4 separate regions of the Homo sapiens genome follow, and all the other regions are linked to region 3. A link is a loop called in an ENCODE intact Hi-C map of the cell type or tissue named here. Cell type or tissue: A673. All regions are shown on one strand. Region 1 overlaps KDM4B (lysine demethylase 4B). Region 2 has its middle 13 kb from the start of PTPRS. Region 3 overlaps KDM4B (lysine demethylase 4B). Region 4 has its middle 37 kb from the start of PTPRS.

What was found. A loop is a pair of places that touch in the nucleus more often than their neighbours do. Peaks named below come from ENCODE experiments on the same cell type or tissue, not always from the same donor. Only the 100,000 strongest peaks of a DNase experiment are listed, where the experiment ranks them.
Region 1: a loop joins it to region 3, with 3 times the contacts of the local background. A loop is called at or near these places in 39 of 110 quality-filtered maps.
Region 2: it touches region 3 in a loop (3-fold over the local background); 6 of 110 quality-filtered maps call a loop at or near these places.
Region 4: it touches region 3 in a loop (13-fold over the local background); 13 of 110 quality-filtered maps call a loop at or near these places.

Annotation. Positions count from the first base shown.
Region 1 is chr19:5,151,531-5,156,530 of GRCh38, reverse strand. It overlaps KDM4B (lysine demethylase 4B), which reads right to left. Exons shown (of 23, transcript NM_015015.3): 23 at 2,933-5,000. Among named protein-coding and RNA genes, the nearest start is that of PTPRS-AS1, 24 kb to the left of the region's middle. RefSeq lists a silencer at 2,248-2,307 and enhancers at 2,065-2,565, 4,496-5,000. In A673, a CTCF peak has its summit at 2,176 (motif pointing right); no DNase peak of the experiment used is centred here.
Region 2 is chr19:5,351,679-5,356,678 of GRCh38, reverse strand. No RefSeq gene overlaps it. Among named protein-coding and RNA genes, the nearest start is that of PTPRS, 13 kb to the right of the region's middle. In A673, a CTCF peak has its summit at 2,007; DNase peaks (open chromatin) are centred at 168, 1,998 and 4,038; H3K27ac peaks cover 491 bases.
Region 3 is chr19:5,046,489-5,051,488 of GRCh38, reverse strand. KDM4B (lysine demethylase 4B) reads right to left here. Exons shown (of 23, transcript NM_015015.3): 6 at 3,820-4,013. Among named protein-coding and RNA genes, the nearest start is that of KDM4B, 80 kb to the right of the region's middle. RefSeq lists enhancers at 1,976-2,578, 4,072-4,875. In A673, a CTCF peak has its summit at 3,056 (motif pointing left); DNase peaks (open chromatin) are centred at 1,298, 2,598, 2,968 and 4,858; H3K27ac peaks cover 3,278 bases.
Region 4 is chr19:5,375,511-5,380,510 of GRCh38, reverse strand. No RefSeq gene overlaps it. Among named protein-coding and RNA genes, the nearest start is that of PTPRS, 37 kb to the right of the region's middle. In A673, a CTCF peak has its summit at 2,839 (motif pointing right); no DNase peak of the experiment used is centred here.

The DNA of each region.
Region 1 (5,000 bases), 110 kb before region 3:
CCCTGGGAGTCCCTGGGAGCTTCTCTCCCTGATGATCATGACCAGGCTGTGACTCTTGAGTTCCAGAGCTGCCTCATGGGGCCAGGGGACAATTTGAGGTTGTGGGAGGAGTCGGGGCGGTGGCCACAGGGAGAGAGGGAGACACATCGGGATCTTAGCACCGTCATGGGAGCCGTGAATCTTGACCGTGGTGGAGTGGGAGCCAGAACTCTCCATTGCAGAAGGGGAGGGAGCCCAATCCGTGAATGGTGGGGTTGGTGGGGGGCAGCTGCAGGGGTCGGAGGCTGAGTGTGTCAGGCTCTCCCCGACCCCAGCACTTGGGCAGCAGGTGGCCCAAGGGTAGAGGGCAGAGCACCCCCAGTGGGTCGGACAGATGGACAGATGAATCAAAGTCCCTGGTCAAAGCCTCCTTTTTCCACCCGCTCCTGCGGGTGGCAGCGGGGGCAGTTGGCTGCCCACTGTCCATCTAACTGGAAGCCTTTGAGAGCCAAGGTGGACCTGGGCACTGAGGGGCTGTCCCTATGGGAGAACATTTTGTTGCAGGCATAGAGAAAGGGTGGAGGCTGCCACCACCCACTTCTTCTAAGTCAGGGCTGAGCACATTCTTTCCCATAAAGGGCCAGATTCTAAATACATTGGGCTTTGCAGGCCAGGTGGGCTCTGCAGTGACTCTTCAGGTCTGCTGTTGTCGGGGCGCCAGCTGTCATATGTAAATGAATGGGCATGTCCATGTGCCAACAAAACTTTATTGACAAAAACAGGTGGCGGGCTGCATTTGGTCGGAGGGCTGTAGGTTGCCAGGCCTTGCCCTAGAAGGTGCCTGCTCTCAACACAATGTACCCACAGCCTGATTCTCTGATCTGCCGTCCCATCGGGGGGTCATATCTGTTTAAGAGTCCCTCTTTAATAAAAAGGGTGTCCACTGACACCCTTCTGGTGGTCTGTGACCGACCACCACTTACCCTCCATCTCTGACCCCGTTCTTGTCTTTCAGAGCATGCATTAAAGATGTATTTTTGTTTTTTTCTCCCTTTTCCTCAGCAGTGTCCCCAGAGCCTGGCACAGAGGTTGCATAAAAATATTGCAGCTGGAATAAATGAACCAAACTCAGGTGCTGATTACGGAGTCTCACACACTGCCCCGAGATACGAGACCTCGGCATCGGGGCACCCACCCCGGCCCGAGTGCAGACCTCATCGGCTCCGCACGGTGACACTTTTGGGGACCTATCCACTCATCTTTACTCTGCTCGGCAGACAGCAACAGCCTGTCCCAAATAGCCTTCCCGTTTTAGAGCGTTTTGGAGAACAATGGAAAGGACGCTGCAGGCACCACCTGCTCCTGCCACGGCCCCTCTGCCAGCTTGGGGAGGCCCAGGGACGCTGACCTCACAGGGCCTAGGGCGGGCGGGGGGGCACCCCAGAGGCTTTGGTTTCAGGCTGTGTCTGTCCCCGCACACAGGGAAGGCTTTCGAGATGGAGAAAAGAGGGACACAGTCTTTGTCGGGAAATCGCAGCAGGTGGAGCATCCAAGCCTCCTGTGGCCACGGGCTTCACCCCACCCTGGATCCCTCCTCCCCACCTGCAGCACACAGGGGAACTGAGTCCTGGTGGTGTTGAGAGGATGCTGGAGGCGAGAGGGCCCCAGAAAGGAGAGTCGGTGCTGGGGGCAGTAGGTGGATGAAGCTTTTTTGTCAAGGGCACCCTCTGTTCAGGACACAAGCCCTCGGCACAGCAGGCAGGTGGACACTCCTTCTGCAGAGGGAACGCCGGGGCCCAGGGAGGGATGGCCTGGCCGCGTCCCCCCGAGCCCTGGCTGCTGGGCCTGGGTTTCTCCGGGTGTCCCAGCCCCCGTCCCACCACAGACACCCAGGGCCCAGTCCTGGGTCCCACCCCACCTCCACCCACTCCCTGCAGGTGACTTCATCCTCTAGTTCCAACACCTGCCAGCTGACGGCCCCTGACCACCTGCCTTGGGGCGGCCTCCCCAGACCCAGCACCTTCACCTGGACGTCTGGTGTTCAAATCCAACCCCCTCCCAGCTCAACGCCTCCTTCCAGGGGCTCGGGTGATCTGCGAATCCTATTGGCTCTGCACTGAAAATGCATCCAGAATCCACCCACTTCTCACTACACCTGACCCCTGCCCTGGTCCCTAGCTTCTGCCCTTACCCCGTCTCCTCCCCACAGCAATCACCAGAGGGCGCCTGTGAGCACCTGAGTCAGGGCCCATCCCTCCCCTGCCCACACCCCTCCATGGCTCCCACCTCCCTCAGGGTCAAAGCCCAAGTCCTTCCCGAGACCCACAAGGGCCTGCACACCCTGCCTCCCCTCCTCCCCCTCTCCCCTGCCTCCCTCTGCTCCAGCCACAGGGGCCTCTTCATGTTCTTGCCGCACACCAGGCACAGGAGGGTCACCTCCCTGAGGGAGGCTCAGGTCTCCCGTGTCCCCTCTGCCGACTCCAGGCCTGGTGGGGCTGGGCACTGAGTGACCCAGGCCAGGACTGCTGGGTCCCAGTGGCCATCCAGGGCCGTGAGCCCCAGCGCCTAGCACGTCTGCCAGCCACCACCACCACAAGCAATGCTCTCGGGGCTCAGATGTAACCAGAACCGGATGGGGGACAGGGACAGGGCAGCTGCTGGCTGGGACGAGTGAGGCCAGGGCCAGGCCTCCAGAGAACTGAGGGGGAATCATGGGGTCCGCTGCCCCAGCCACCCAGCCTGGCCACAGCATGAGGGGCATGACAGCTGCCCCTGGGTGTGTGGGGGTGTGTTGGGGACCCTGGAGAGTGGGAGGGGAGGGACATCCAGCTCTGGAAGCAAACCTTCTCCCGGGAGAACGGGGCGCAGGCAGCCCCACCCCAGGGAGGCCCCAACATCAGTCCCCCTAGCACAGGCTCAGAAATGAAGACACTTGCCGGGGCATGGAACGGGGTTTCGCAGCGTTCATGAACCTTTAATTCATTATGAACCTAGAGGCAGGGACATTAGGCAAAAAATACAGCGTATCCTTCATCTCGGGTGGGGAAAAACCAGGGCACTGGGTTTTGCCGCGTCTTTGCACAGAGTAAGACACAGAGATACCTTCGTGGGGAGAGTGTGCAGCTCCGGCCTGCCCTTCTGTGGCCCATCTGCGCAGGCCGCCCAGGAGCCCACCAGGGGATGGGTGTGACCCCCAAGGGACAAGGGCAGCAGGGGCACCCGCCCGCTTCTTTACAATATAAATAGCATTTTCAAACAACATAAGAATACAGTGTCAGCGCCACGCCGGGCGAGGGCTGCGTGCAGAGGGACACCTCCACGTTTTGGCTGACACCCCCCAACCTCCCCGACCCCGGCCCTCTCCAGGGCAACCGCCCCCCTCCCCCACCAAGGAAATGAAAGGCTTGCTCCTGCGTAACACTCTCTCTGTTTTCCTTAGTCCTCTCTAGCCCGGGGACTGTTAGGACACTCTTTTATAATATAAACATTGCTTTTTTTTTTTTTTGGAGACAGGGTCTCGCTCTGTTGCCCAGGCTGGAGTGCAGTGGTGCAATCTGAGCTGACTGCAGCCTCAACCTCCTGGACTCAAGCAATCCTCCCACCACAGCCTCCCGAGTAGCTGGGACCACAGGTGCGCACCACCACACCTAGCTAATTTGTAAAAAATTTGTAGTGATGGGGTCTTGCTATATAGCCCAGGCTGGTCCCAAACTCCTGCCTCAGCCATTTTTTGTTTTTAATATAAGCAAATTATCTCCTCCATCCCTCCCTGGGGCAGGAGACAGCTAAGGTGGGGAAGGCTCCCCAGAGGGGTGCAGAGCTGGTGAGGGAGAGGCACCTGGAGAAGGCGCTTCCCAGCCTGGGCTGAAGGCCGTTTTTTCTCTATCAGCTCAACCCACTCCTAAGAAGCAGATTCCCCTCAGGTGACAGCAGCGTGGGTGGGTGGAGCGAGGACACCAGGCCTCGTCCCTGCCCGGAAGCAGGCGAAAGGGGCCCCGAAGGCCTGCCTCGGCCCTGTGTCCCCCGACCTGCTCAGGGTTGTACCCGAAGAGCTGGGAAGCTGTCCACACTCACTACCAACCAGAAGGGCCTGGGGGCCTCCCTCATCCTGAGCCATAGGAGGTGCAGGGGTGCTTTGTCTGCAAGGAAGCCTCTGGAACACCTGCGTTTCTCTCAGGTGAGAGAAACAAAGATAGACAAACCCCAGGAGAGAGTTTATTCTGCAAAGGTGGGCGCAGACGGAGGGAGGCCCCAGACCCCCGGGCTTCCCCTGGCCAGGTGCACAGGGGCGGCCACCAGAGAGCCTGGGCCTCCTCCCAGCAGGCACAGAGTGGGCACAGGCACTGGCACCAGACCATCAAAGCCCAGGAGCCGGGGTGAGGCGAGAGCGAGGCCGTGAGTGACCGGGCTGTGCCGAAACCGGGGCGTCCTGCCCCCCCCCCGAGGCTCACCCTCCAATTACCGGGTCTCTTTCCCTGCCTGGTCTGTAGCCAAATCATAATATTTTAAAACAACAACAAAAAAACAGCGAGATGCTCTGACCTCTCAGAGAATCCTGGTTCTGAGAAAAACAATGTGTTTGTTTTGTTTTGTTTTTCTTAAAGCCACAAATCTAGAAAACAACTTTGGGGATATTTTCCTTTGTTTTCCTTTTTTTCTTGCTTTTTTTTAAACAATATGTATTTATAGAAAGAGCCTCACAAAGGTGGTTTATGTACAGAAGTGACAATCTCAAAGGTTGCTCAGTAGGGCATTGCAGTAGCACCTTTTCGAGAAGAAGAGAGCTTACATGGTTTAAAATTCTGAGTAGTTGAGTGGGGTGCTCCCCTGGCCGGCCCCCGAGCCCGCCTGGCCCTGCTCCCTGAGTCTGGGGCCGCGTGCGGCGTCCCGCTGGCTCCTGTCGCCCTAGGGGGCACCCGCGGCTTGGAGGTGGCCTCTCGGGGGTCGGGGACACGAGGACAGGAATTCACAGCAAGCGAACGCCCGGGGCATGCCATGGCCTCCCCGCCGGGCTGAGGGTC
Region 2 (5,000 bases), 310 kb before region 3:
TCATAGATTGGAGCATAAGGAAAAAGGAAGCAGAAAAGGTTATAGCATGCTATGTTCATCCTCCCACCCCACCCCTCAGCCACCACACAGGCATTTATTGAGCACCTAATGTGTGACAGGTGCTGTCCGAGGTGCTGGAACTACAAGCATGAACAATGTGAATAAAACTCCCCGCCCTGCCCTCTTGGCACACAGAATGCGTGGGAAGACATGTTAAGCAGCTAATGACATAACTAACTATTACAGTTCATGATTTAAATGCAAATTGTTCAACGAGGAAGAAAGCCAGGAGGCAGACTTTGTCTAATTTTTCAGTTCCACACTGGTCACAAGGTCCAGCCAAGCCCTCTCTTGAGCAGGGTTGGATTTGGGGCACACAAGGAATAATCAATGGGCCCAGAAGTGAAAGGAAAAAGAAAGGGTGCCAACATTCATTCATTTGGCAAACACTTATTGAGCAACTACTGTGTCCCAGGCCCTGAGCTAGTCACTGAGGCTACAGGGGAAACCAAAACAGGGAATATCACTTTTTTTTTTTTTTTTAACAGATGAGGAAATGGAGGCTCAAAGAGATGATATGACTTGCCCAGGGCGACACAGTTTTGAGGCAGTGAAGTGTCTGACTCCAAATTCGGGGAATCATCTTTTCTATCAAGTTCTGATACTCAGAGGAACAGCTGAAAATATTTCATGGAGGAAGAGGAGAGGAGAGGAGGGGAGGAAGGGGTGGGAGAATGGAGAGGAGAAGAGAGAGGAAAAAGGGACAGGAAGGAGAAAGGGAGATGGGGGGGAGGAAGTAGAGAAAGATGTGGAGGGAGAGGAAAGAAAGAGGAAGGATGGAGAAGAGAGGAAAGGAGGGGAGAGGGCGATTTTTTTTCTGCGCAGTTTCCGAAGAGGAGGAGCAGAGTCAAAGGAGGGAGATTAAAAGAAGGAGAGGGAGCCCAAGTGGCTGAAAGGAAACATTGTCTAACTCTCAGCATTGTCCAAAACCAAGGCACCTCTCCTGTACAGGGAGTGAGGGTCCCATCCCTGGAAGTATGCAAGTCTAGTTCGTATTGGGAAGGGATCTCTGCTCTGAGAAATCCACTGATTACTGACCTCTCAGGCCCCTCACCTTTCCCTTGATTTGAGGGCAGAGCGGGCTCCCACCAGAGACCTAGGGACAGCCTTTGCCCAGAGACAGTTTCCAGTCCTGGCTGTGTTGTGCAGGCATGGGCTGGTGCTCAGGCTTTCTGCGTCTCGCCCATAAAATATGGCAGTAACAGCACAGACCTAGGACTGCGAGGGCAGGGGTCATTGCAAAGCCCCAGGAACAGTGCCTGGAACAGAGGCTGCACTTGTGAAATGCTATTTCAGGCACCGCCTGCAGCCCCAGTGTCATCTGGGAACTCTGGTCGTCTTTGGATCTTGATCAGGTCTGGTGCACACTGGGAGTGGCTGGCCCTGAGAATGATGTCACCGGTGCCTCCTGCTCCGCCCTCTGGGGGCTCCTGCTAAAGTGCTCAGGGGAATGCACAGCTATGCAAAAGGGTAGAACAGGAGCCAATACACAGAGTCACTGGGGGCACAGGCGGCCCGGTCTGGGGGTGGGGGTGTGTCCTCCTCGACCTTGCTGCACAGGGCCTGGGGGTAGCAGCTGGAGAGGCCAGGAGACTTGGGAGTTCTGTGTACTAACTCTGATTGGTGCACACCCGTGGGTCAAATCCTGATCAGGCAGCAGCCCCCTGAACCCCCATCATCTGGGTTAATGATGAGCATGTGGCCCTCATTGGTGCCTGCAGGTTGTCCAGGCCCCAGAAAGCCTGCAAGCGGGTCAGAAGCTTGGCTGAGGGTCACTCTGTCTCTGTCTGTCCCCAGACTGGCTACTTCTCCCACTCCCTCAGCCTCTCCCTGGATCCAGCCCCAGCATTGCCCACCTGGGCCAGTGTAGTCATCTCCACCCTGGTCCCTTGAGTCCCACCCTGCCTCCTCACAGTCTGTCCTCCCCGCAACAGCAGCCAGAGGGCACCTGTGAGCATCTGAATCAGGTCCTGCCCCTCCTCTGCCTATGACCCTCCATGGCTCCCGCCTCCCTCAGGGGAAAAGCCCAAGTCTTCCTGTGGCCAAGAAGGCCCTGCACACCCTGCCCTGTTCCTGCCTTTTCTACTCCCTCTTTCCCACTCCTCACTCTGCTCCAGCTACATGGGCCTCCTTGCTGATCCTCCAACACGCCAGGCACGGTCCTGCCCCAGGGCCTTTGCATGGGCTGTGCCATCTGCCTGGAAAGCTCTTCTCCCACTTCATCCTGGCCTCTGTTCAAACATCACAGTGATGGGCCGGGTGCAGTGGCTCATGCCTGTAATCCCAGCACTTTGGGAGGCAAGGCGGGCAGATCGCTTGAGGCGATGAGTTCAAGATCAGCCTGGCCAACATGGTGAAACCCCGTCTCTACTAAAAATACAAAAATTAGCCAGTGTGGTGGTGCATGCCTGGAATCCCAGCTACTCAGGAGGCTGAGGCAGGAGAATTGCTTGAACCCGGGAGGTGAAGGTTGTAGTGAGCTGAGATTGTGCCACTGCACTCCAGCCTGGGTGACAGAGTGAGATGCTGTCTCGAAATAATAATAATAATAAACAAAAAACCCATCACAGTGAGGCCTTCTGTGACCACCTATGTATAATGACACCCCCAACCCTTCCTGTTTCCTGTTCCATGTTCCTCCCTGGTATGTCCCATCTGACCCGTGGTACATTTTTTTTTTTTTAAATCTGGTTCATCTCCCCCATTAAAAAAGTCAGCACGTGAGGGCTGGAGATATTGGCCTGTTTTGTTCCCTGCTTTTTCCTGGTGCCTAGAACAGTACCTGGCACTTGGGAGTTGCTCAATAAATATCCGTTGGCTGCATTCATGAATTAAGGAATGAGCCGGAGTCAGACCTAAGGCCGGAAGCCCAGCCCTGCCTCTCCCAAGCTATTGGAGGGTCAGTACCACCCTTTCCTCTCTGAGCCTCAGTTTGCTCAGCTGCAAAAAGGGAACAAAAATAATCAGTCTGATCTCATAGCGTGGATTTTTGCTGCCCAGCTGCCTGGGAAGGTCTTGGCCCACAGCACATAACAAGTGGTCATCCAATGGAAGGTTCTGTTGTTCTATGTCGGGGCCTTCCCAGCTCAGAAACATCCCAATATTTGGGTTTCTTTCTGTTCCTCCGCTCCCCAAAAAAAGTTATGACAATATTGGGGGACAAGGACAGGGACCACAGGCTGGGGGACTGGTGTGCTGCATCTGAAATGCTGCAGCAGCCCCGAGCCTCTAGGGCATCAGAAAAACTCCCCTCTCCAGGGCCCCAGAGTGCCAGGCACAGGCAGAGGAGTTTGAGCGGGTAATTGGGACACATCTCAAGCAGATTTATTTAGCCCTTCCCGTTTTATCCTGAGCAACATCTCCGCTGCCAGGACGATCCCACTCGCCGTCTCATGGTCTCAGCCTCCTGGTCCAAGCCATTCCCTGTGGGCCAGGGTGGGTGGGAGCCAGCAAGGGTGGCAGCGGGAGGGTTAAGTTCACATCCACGCCTGCTGTCTCCTCTGAAGGTGTGAAATAACAATATCGGCCGGGCACGGTGGCTCACGCTTGTAATCCCAACACTTTAGGAGGCCAAGGCCGGCAGATCACCTGAGGTCAGGACTTCGAGACCAGCCTGGCCAACATGGCAAAACCTCATCTCTACTAAAAATACAAAAATTAGCCAGGCATGGTGGTGCGGCCCTGTAGTCCCAACTACTTGGGAGGCTGAGGCAGGACAGTCGCTTGAACCCGGGAGGCGGAGGTTGCAGGGAGCCAAGATCGCGCCACTGCACTCCAGCCTGGGTGAAATAGCGAGACTCCGTCTTAAAAACAAACCAAAAAAATGGTGACATCTATTAAGTGCCTGCTATGTGCCGTGTGCTACTCTAAGAACTGCATGTGATTAAACTCAACTAGAAGCCGCTCATGGATATTTATTGATTGACTTACACGCTGGTCTGCATAGTGGTTAACACGGAGTGGGTTGAATTGCCCATTAAGATTGCTGTTTGCTCAACTTTCAGAAGGATGTGCTATGTGTCCGAACTATGTAAACCAAGATTAACCTTATTATAGTCTGAGGGAAAAATATGGAAAACATGCAGGAAAAAAGAAGTTGGTGTGCCCTGGGAAGAAGAATATCATTCTCAGTGGCCCCACAACAGTTAGGGTGATCTGTGCCCTACATCCTTTCCCCTCCCCCAGCTCAGGATCCTCTCGTTTTGCTCAGAATAAGCCCTTTCCCCTTCATCCACCCCTCCAGGGTATCTGCAACTCCCCTTCCTCTCTTCAATTATGCTGCAGTGTATTCCCAAGACGAATCTGGGCACAGTATGCAAATGAAGTGAGTTAACCCTTTTCACACCAATGCAAGGTCTCACAAACTCAACAGGTATCCGGCCAGCTCCATGGTGTGCTCTCTTCTGTGGGACAGGTAGATAAGCCCCTTCCTGTGCCAGACCCCAGCCCAGCTGTCATAGTGATGAAAGACCCAGGGGCAATGGGCTGGAAGAGTCAGGAGGGCTTCCTGGAGGTGGCAGGGGCAAAAAGTGGCAGAGATGGGCAGAGGAAAAGCCAGCTGGTTGGAACAGTTCGAGAAAACATCCAGAGGCAGGACCGCCAGGGAAGGAAAGAGCACAGCTTCTGTAGTAGGGCTGACCTGTGTTCCAAACATGTCCCTGGGCCAGTGACTCCACCACCCCAAGCCTCAGTTTCTTCCACTGTAAAATGGGTCTATGAAAGCCCATGCTGCCTGGGTGTCAGCACATTTCAAGGAGGTGATTCAACCTGTCCTCACTTTAGTCCTCCTCAAAAAACTTCCTCCTGTGCTGTGCATACCATCAGTTACTTAATATTTTATTTACATCCACTTGTTTGCTTTTAGGTAACTAATATGGTTTGGCCATATCCCCACTCAAATCTCATCTTGAATTGTGTATATGTGTGTGTATGTGTGTGTG
Region 3 (5,000 bases):
GCTTCCCTGCTGCAGTGAGAGCCAAAGCTTCTGCTCTTGGCGGTGGCCCACAGTCCCCTAAACACCCCAACACTGCCCTGCAGGGTGTCTGATGGGTTGGGGGCAAAAGGGGACCCGAAGCCTCGGCCAGGTCCCAGCCCGGCACATGGGTGCACAGGACTGAACAGTGGGCACTTTCCCAGGCAGCGTGGGCCAGGGCCCTCGAGGGGGGATGGCCACTCCACTCTCTTCTTTGGGGTGCACAGCACAATCCGAATGACCCAGAAGTGCCCTGGGACCAGCAACTCTCTCAGGGCTGGCCGAGACCCAACATCCTCCCACCCCGGCCTGGAACTCTCTTCTAGGGGCATGTGGCATGTGATGCTGCTGGCGACACTGCGCTCAGCCTCGTGGCGACGCCTGTGTTTCGTGCCTGGCCCGGGCGGCTCAGGAGGGTGGGCCCTGCAGGGGCTGCCACAGGTGCAGGTTGGGGAGGGGATGCCTGGAGGGGAACAGCCGCAGGACCGGCCTTGGAGGGTCAGCTCGGCTAAACCACCCCCACCCCAGGTTCCAGGAGGGTCTTTTTATTTATTTATTTTTTATTTATTTTGAGACGGAGTCTCACTCTGTCGCCCAGGCTGGAGTGCAGGGGTGTGATCTCCGCTCACTGCAAGCTCCGCCTCCTGGGTTCACACCATTCTCCTGCCTCAGCCTCCCGAGTAGCTGGGATTATAGGCACCTGCCACCACACCCGGCTCATTTTTTGTATTTTTAGTAGAGACGGGGTTTCACCGTGTTAGCCAAGATGGTCTCGATTTCCTGACCTCATGATCCAACCGCCTCAGCCTCCCAAAGTGCTGGGATTACAGGCGCAAACCACCGCGCCTGGCCCCAGGAGAGTCTTGATCTATGGCAAGGAGTGTGGCCTGGGACAGTGGCTTCTATGGGGCACAGCCTTCAGGACACCGACCCCAGGCCACCACCCCACCCAGGAAGACCCTGGAATACAGGGTCAAGTGGAAAGCTCGGACCCTCCCCACACCCACCTGCACTCCGGCCCCCCCGGCCTGGGTGACAGAAGGGGCTGCGGGAAGTTGGCGGGGGGAAGTTGCAGGTGCTGGCTCTGGTTTCAATCCGCATTGCCAAAGAGATTTTGAGGCGCTCAGTCTCTTCAGATATTCTTAGCCCCGCTGCCTGAGAGCACCACAGAAGCCAGCCTTTTGAAGCATGTTTCTGCCTGTTATTGACACCAGGCTGTTCACGTCACTTTGACACACAAATCAAGCTACCAAAGTAGCAACAGACCCAGAAAGCTTTAATAAAATGCTGTAAACCTGAGTACATTGACACTTTCTTTAAAATCCCACTGGAATACTCTGAAATGGTTGCAATTAAGCGGCTGCAGATGCAAGCGGAACAGTGTAATGAGGGAGACAGACGGGGCGCAGCCTTGGTGATCTCTTGGCTGGGAGCCCTACCTACCCCAAGGGCCCGAGGAAGGGAGAGGGGGGAAGCATCTCCCAGGGGCCTGAGTAGCTTCCTGAACCCCAGCCCAGGGACCAGAGGCCAGACACTCTTTCCAGTTACCTTGTCCCCACCCCCCTGCAAGTTGGGAGGGCAGCCTGGAGGGGTAGTCAGCTCCCACAGCACACAGTGAGGATCCAAGAGGCTCCGGCAAGTCACCAAGCCTCTCTGTGCCAGGCCCCTGCTGGGAGCTGGGACACGGGGTGACCAGGGCCCCTACCATCTGCTGGGGAGGACTGATAGCCCGTAGTAGACGTTGGCTAATGCTGGGGTCACCTGGTCTATGCCTGTCGCAGGCATGGGGTGTCGTGGGAACATCTGGGGCCCCGCCTCAGCCCTGGTGAGAGAGCAGGGAAGGGGCCCTGCGTGCTAAGCAGGCTGAGCTGACTGTGGGGGCGAGTGGGGAGCTCTGGGGGGTTGAGGGCATGCCCTGCAGCTAGAGCCTACACTGTGGCTCCTCTCAGGCCCCTCATGCCAGGCCCCACCCCTGCCATCCCCACCCCTTCCTGGGCAAAAACCAAGACCAAGGTCAGGGCGCTTCCGGAATTCCCTTCCCGAAAGAACTGTTGCCTACTCAACGCTGCCCCGCCCCAGCTGTCTCCCCTGAGCCATCTCCCACGACGGGTCATGGGGAAGGGTAGACATGGGAGTGGCAGCTGGACGCCTGCGGCACCAGGCGAAGCAGAGGAGGGGTGCAGTGAGGGGCATTCGGGGAGAGGTGCGGGATGCCCTCAGAGGCTGCGTCCTGGATGAACCAGCTCAGGAGAGGCCCTCGGCTCCTGGCGCATCCCTGTCAGTCCCTCCGACGGCCTGTGGCCGGGCCCCACTGCCGCCTCCAGGGAGCCACTGTCGCCTCCTCCCGCAGAGGCCCCTCTGACCTAGCAGCAGGCACCCCCGGCCCTGGCATCTGACCCATAGCAGCCCCAGCCCCAGGGTCTCCCCCAGCCCAGGCTCCCACGACAGCCAGCAACCCCCGGGGCCCCTCACAGGAGACCGAGCTGCTGGCACTGCAGTCCTTGGCACTGAAGTCCTCACGTCTGACTCACTGGCTGGTCCCCCACCTCCCATGTCCCTGACCCCCCTGCTTCTGTCTGGCTGGGCCTCCTTGCCGGCTGCTCGCCACTTCCCGCCCCACAGGGGCTCTCTGCACAGGGCAGACGGTCCCTATGGAGGCACAAACCCGGTCACACCATGGGCGTCCCGCTGCCCACGCACCCCTGGGAGGCCACGCTTTGCCCCAAGTCACACGGGGTCCTCTACAGGGCCTTTCCCTTGGGCTCCATCTGCGCTTCGGACGCAGGTGAGGATGCGCACAGCTCGCCCCTTCCTGCTCATTGTGCTTTTTTTTAACGAAGAGGTACAGCATTCTCCCCCGCCCCCCCCTCTCCCCGCTTACAACTCCAACCCAGGGAAGGGCCAGGCAAGGCGGAGCTCCCACGCCCTCCAGGCAAAGGCTCCGTCCTCCTCCAGCGCGAGGACGGCCTGGGAAGATTCCAGGCATGAGCGCGGCCCCGGGAAGGGCGGGAGCGCCACCTAGCGGCCCTTGGAGGACAGTGCAGGGCAGCCCCGCGGAGCACCCAGCAGGTTCCGCAGTCACAAGCAGAGCCCGGTGACACAGGGGCACACACACGCATGCATACTCACACTCACTCACGTGCGCACTCACATGCGCGCGCACACGTGCACATTCACACACACCCCCACACGGCCTCGCTGCGACGTGCACAGGGAGCCAGGAGAAGGTCCTGGAACTCAGCCCGCCACAGCAGCGCCCACGCTGCACCCGGCACCTCCCGGGCAGGGGCAGGTCCACCACACTGCACACAGGCCTGCAGCGCCACGCCCTGCCCTCCTAACTGTAGGGCCTGGCCCAGACGTGCCAGGGCGGAGACTGCGAGGGAGCGGCTGCAGGGTCATCCTGGCCAGGCCCCTCTGGGCAGCATGGACAGTGTCCCTTCACCAGGAACGTCTCCACTTGGCTGTGAGGCAGCACAGCCTGGGCAGCTCAGGAGGCTCAAGACCACGCTCCTGGCCATGGGGACACCTGGGGCCGCTCACAGCTCAATGGGGGGCACTCCGGGGTACAAAGCGCAAGCTCTAGGGGCCTGGGAGCTTCGGCTCTGGGGGTGCACATCCCCCACCCCAAAGCTGGTGGGTGACCCCAGGCGGTCCGGAAGATCTCCAGCCGTCATAGGCCGACCTTTGCGGCCTCACCTGGTGGGGCCCCTGCCACGGCGCCCAGCCGTGTACCCGGGATTGACTCCCTCCCGAGGGGCTCTCGGTCCGGCCGGCGGCAGGGCCAGTGCAGACACTCACCAGGACTTAGGCTCCCCAAAGTGCAGGTAGTTGATGCTGTACAGGTCCATGTCCTCGGTGTGCCAGGCGAAGGTGGTCTTCCACATGCCGAAGTACAGGTAGGGCGTGTTCACGCCCTCGATGATGGTGCCGCACTCGCGCTCCACCATGTCCAGGATGGTCCGGAGGCTCCCGATGTTCCACTGGGCCACGTCCTGTGGGGCGGCAGAGCAGCGTCGGCAACCGCCCGGCCACCCCCAGAACCTGCGAGCCCTGGGGTGCAGGCTAATTCTCCCCAGAGTCCCAGGGGTCGCTGCCCATCCTCCTCCACCCCAGTATCTGCGGCCCCCCCAGGGGCCGGTCATACCCTGCAGACCAGGGGCTGGTCTTAACCTGTGTGAGATTCTTGCCCAGGCTGGAGTGCAGTGGCAGAATCATAGCTCACTGCAGCCTCAACCTCCCAGGCTCAGGTAATCCTCCAGCCTCAGTCTCCTGAGTACCTGGGACTATAGGCTATAGGCGTGAGAAACCACACCTGGCTAATTTTTACTTTTTTCTGTGTAGAGATGAAGTCTCACTCTGTTGCCCAGGCTGGTCTCGAACTCCTGGGCTCAATGGTCCCTCCCACTTTGGCCCCTCCAAGCGCTGGGGCTGCAGGCATGAGCCGCCATACCCAGCCCAGACACCTTTTCTGAAGGGCTCACCGCCAGCTTGGCCCTTCCAGGAAGGGCCCCATCGCACATGCCAGCGTGCACCAGGCAGGCAGGGCCTGTCAGATTCCACTGAGCTGCGTGCTTCCTGCTGGGTGGAGGCCTTGTTGTGAAGCCTGCAGTTTGGGAGTGCATAATTAACACGCCTCTAAGTCAATGACACGGAAGGAGAAAAACAGTCACCACTTGGGGCTAACCCAGCGATGGTACCGGAGCCAAGGCCCAGTGACAGCCCTTCCACAGCTTCTGACCGAGGAGACGAAGACAGTTTTCAGAACTAGGCAAACAAGGACGGAATCCCCACCCACCAGGCACATCTATTCTTAATGCCACAAGCAAACAAACCCCGTCCTGTCCCAAGAGCTCATAAAATACACATTAGTCACTGCAGTCCCCGGAGAGGCTCATGGCCTGCTGAGAGGCCGAGAGGAGCCCAGACACACATGAACGTGAGCTGCTCTCACAGCCTGAATCCACCCCCCACCAGCTGTT
Region 4 (5,000 bases), 330 kb before region 3:
AAGGGTAATTCAGGAGTTGTAGGACAAAGTCACACAGGTTATTGGGGTCTGTAAGGGAGAGGGGTGGATTTACTCTAGAGGGCAGTGGGAGCTATGGAATGTTATAGAGCGAGAGAGGACTTGCATATTACATTAGGAAAACACACTGGGTCTTAGCGTGAGTGTCATTCCTCTATCCTGAGCTGGACTGTCCAAGGTCACTTTTTGCTTTTATTTTTTATTTTTATTTTTTAGACCGGGTCTCGCTCTGTCACCCAGGCTGCAGCCCACTGGTGCGATCTCGGCTCGCTGCAACCTCCGCCTTCTGGGTCCAAGCAATCCTCCTGCCTCAGCCTCCCAAGTAGCTGGGATTACAGGCATGCGCCACCATGCCTGACTAATTTTTGTATTTTTGGTAGAGACAGGGTTTCACCATGTTGCTTAGGCTGGAGTCGAACTCCTGGGCTCAAATGTTCTGCCCCTTGGCCTCCCAAAGTACTGGGATTACAGGCATGAGCCACTGCACCCAGCCTACTTTTTGCTTTTTAGAAGGGGCTTGAAACACTCCCTCCGACAAATAGGTGCCCTTATGACAAGCCCTCAACATCTCACCTGCCTTGCAAGAGCCACCATTTTTTTAAATAAAAAAAATCTTTTTAAGAGATGGGGTCTCCCTGTGTCACCCAGGCTGGAGCACAGTGACAAAATCATAGCTCACTGCAGCCTCAACCTCCAAAAGCCAGCATTTATTAATTGCTTACTATATACCAGGACATGCATTATCACGATGACTCTTTGCATAACCGGATGAGGGACAAACTGTTACCAACTCTATCTGAGGAACCCCCATCCCACCTACTCAGTATCTCACATGGTTTCCTTGTGATCGTAACATAACCAACCATCGGTTTGCAGCTGAGTTCTCTAGGATGAGGGAATTTTGGTGCTAAAAACAGGAAAGTCCTGGGCAAACCTGGATGAGCTGATCACCCTATATGACAGCTGGAAACAAAATCTGGAGAGATCTAATCAAAACCACAATGCGAGGCCAGGTGCGGTGGCTCACGCCTGTAATCCCAGCACTTTGGGAGGCCGAGGCGGGTGGATCACGAGGTCAGGAGATCAAAACCAGTTGGAGGTTGCAGTGAGCCGAGATCGTACCACTGCACTCTGGCCTGGTGACAGAGTGAGACTCCGTCTAAAACAAACAAACAAAAAAACACACACACAATGAGATACCATCTCACGCCAGTCAGAATAGTGATTATTAAAAAGTCAAGAAACAACAGATGCTGGTGATGCTGTGGAGAAATAGGAACGCTTTCACATTGTTGGCAGGAATGTAAATTCGTTCAACCATTGAGGAAGACAGTGTGGCAATTCCTCAAGGATCTGGAATCGGAAATACTATTTGACCAAGCAATCCTATTACTGGGTATATACCCAAAGGAATATAAATCATTCTATTATAAGGATACATGCATGTGTACATTCTTTGCAGCACTATTCACAATAGCAAAGACATGGAATCAACCCAAATGCCCATCAATGATAGACTGGATAAAGAAAATGTGGTACACATACACCATGGAATACTATGCAGCCATAAAAAGGAACGAGATCATGTCCTTTGCAGGGACATAGATGGAGCTGGAAGCCATCATCCTCAGCAAACTAACACCGGAACAGAAAACCAAACACTGCATGTTCTCACTTATAAGTGGAAGCTGAAAAATGAGAACACATGGACACAGGGAGGGGAGCAACACACCCTGAGGCCTGTTGGGGGAATCGGGGGAGGGAGAGCATCAGGATAAATAGTTAATGCATGCAGGGCTTAATACCTAGATGATGGGTTGATAGGTGCAGCAAACCACCATGGCACACATTTACCTATGTAACAAACCTGCACATATATCCTGGAACTTAAAATAAAATTTAAAAAATACCTGGGCCACGCACAGTGGTTCACGCCTATAATCCCAGCACTTTGGGAGGCCGAGGCGGGTGGATCACCTGAGGTCAGGAGTTAGAGACCAGTCTGGCCAACATGATGAAACCCCATCACTACTAAAAATACAAAAAATTACCTGGGAGTGGTGATGGGCTCCTGTAACCCCAGCTACTCGGGAGGCTGAGGCAGGAGAATCGCTTGAACCCAGGAGCTGGAGGTTGCAGTGAGCTGAGATGGCACCACCGCACTCCAGCCTGGGCAACAAGAGCAAAACTCCGTCTCAAAAATAATAATAATAATAATAATAATAATAAATTAAAAAGAAATCTGAAGAGATCAAGTTCTGTGCTTTTGCCACCCAATAGTCCCCACGCCTGGGACAGCTTAGAGGAATTCCCACAGATATCATAGGAGCAGTTTGGCTAAGTGCATCTTTTTTGCTGAGCACTTGTTTTAAAAAAAGATCAATAAAAATAGTATCAGTAAACAAACTCCTAATCTTTGTCCCTGGAAGAGATGGCAGAGCACAGCTGAGCCAGAGGGGAGGTGGCACCAAGGGCACAAGTTCTGGCTCTGCATCCAGTTCATCGGGCGACCTGCGGGTGACACTGGACATCTCTGGGCCTCTGAGGGCACTCCTAGCTAAGAGTTTTGCAGCTGCAGTGACTCTGGGGATTCATGAGCTTGTGGTGCTGGTGGTGCTGGGGACATGCCACTGCCCTGCAGGTGAGCCACTCATGGTGGAGGGAGGTGAGGTGGAATGTGTATAACCTCATCCTCTTCCTCCTTCTGTGGTCTCCACCAGGTCCAGCCCCCATCACTGCCCACCTGGACTCGTGCAGTTGCCTCAGTCCTGATTCCCCGGCTCCTACCCTTACCTGCCGCAGTCTGTCCTCCCCATTGCAGCCACCAGAGGGTGCCTGTGAGCACCTGAGTCAGGGCCTGTCCCTCCTCTGCCCGCAGCCCCCCATGGTTCCCACCTTCCTCAGGGTCAAAGCCCAAGTCCCTTTTTTTTTTTTTTTGACATGGAGTCTCGCTCTGTCACCCAGGCTGGAGTGCAGTGGTACAGTCTCGGCTCACTGCAACCTCCGCCTCCTGGGTTCAAGCGATTCTCCTGCCTCAGCCTCAGGAGTAGCTGGGACTATAGGTGCCTGCCACCACACCTGGCTCATTTTTGTATTTTTAGTAGAGACAGAGTTTCACCATGTTGGTCAGGCTGATCTTGAACTCCTGATCTCAAGAGATCCACCCACCTTGGCCTCCCAAGGTACTAGAATTACAGGCGTGAACCACCGTGCCCGGCCCCAAGTCCTTTTTGCAACCCACAAGGCCCTGCATGACCTGTCCTCCTGCCCCTTCCCTGCCCTCCCCTTCTCCCTCTCTCCCCTTCCTCACTCTGCTCCAGCCACACAGGCCTCTTCACTGTTCCTCCAATGCCCCAGGCACTGTCCTGCCTCAGGGCCTTTGCACAGACTGTTCCCTCTACTTGGAACACCCTTCCTCCACATGTTCTCACAGCTGGCTCCTTCTGATCATTCAGGTCTCATCTCAAATGTCACCTCCTCAGACAGGCCCTCCCGGACCACCCCAGCTAAAACTGCATCCCTCCAACCTATCACTTTTTTCCACCTCACCCAGTTTCACTTCTGTTCATCAGTTATCACTGTCTGAAATGATCATTTTTGGCGGGGTGCAGTGGCTCATGCCTGTAATCCCAGTACTTTGGGAGGCCAAGGTGGGCGAATCACTTGAGATCAGGAGTTCAAGACCAGCCTGGCCAATGTGGTGAAACCCCATCTCTACTAAAAACACAAAAATTAGCTGGGCGTAGTTGTGCACGCCTGTAGTCCCAGCTACTCAGGAGGCTGAGGCAGGAGAATCGCTTGAACCTGGAAGGTGGAGGTTGCAGTGAACCAAGACTGCGCCACTGCCCTCTAGCCTGGGCGACAGAGTGAGATTCCATCTCAACAACAACAACAACAATGAAATGATCGATTTATTTTGCTTACTTGCAAATTCTGTCTCTCTCCAGCTTCCATGAGTTCCAGAAGTACAGGAAATATTGTCTCTCTTGATCTCTGCTGAGTCTTCAGTGTCTAGAACGGGGCCATGCACACAACGGTTGTTGAGTGAATAAATGAACAAATGAGGACAGAGAGAGTAGGAGTGCAGACATGGGCATCAAAGAACTGGTGATTCTGCCCAGGTGCAGTGACTCTTGCCTGACATCCCAACATTTTGGGAGGCCGAGGTGGGAGGATTGCTTGGGCCCAGGAGTTCGAGATCAGCCTGGGCAACATAGTAAGACCTTGTCCCTATAAAAAATTAGCCAGGCCCGAGCTGGGCGTGGTGGCTCACGCCTGTAATCCCAGCACTTTGGGAGGCCGAGGCAGGCATATCACGAGGTCAGGAGATTGAGACCATCCTGGCTAACATGGTGAAACCCTATTTCTACTAAAAATGCAAAAAATTAGCCGGGCATGGTGGCACGCACCTGTAGTCCCAGCTACTACCACTGCACTCCAACCTGGGCGACAGAGCAAGACTCTGTCAAAAAAAAAAAAAAAAAAAAATTAGCCAGGCCTGGTGGTGTTCACTGGTAGTTCCAGCTACTTATGAGGCTGAGGTGGGAGGATCACTTGAGTCCAGGAGTTTGAGGCTGTCGTGAGCCAAGATCACGCCAATGCATTCCAGCCTAGGTGACCTCTGGTACTTGTCTCTAAAAAGCCCTTGCCAGGACAGGATACATGGATCAGCCTTCTTCTTCTTCCTCCTCCTCCTCCTCCTCCTTCTTCTTCTTCTTCTTCCTCTCCTTCTTCTCTGCTCCTCCTCCTCCCTCTCCTTCTTCTTCTCCTTCTCCTTCCTCTTCCTCTCCTTCTCCTTTTCCCTCTCCCTCTCCTTCTCCTTCTTCTTCCTCTTCCTCTCCTTCTCCCTCTCCCTCTCCCTCTCCTTCTCCTTCTCTTTCTTCTTTTTCTTCCTCTTCCTCTTGTTCTTCTGTTTTCAGACAGGGTCCCACTCTGTCACTCAGGCTGGAGTACAGTGGTGCAATCATAGCTCACTGTAACTT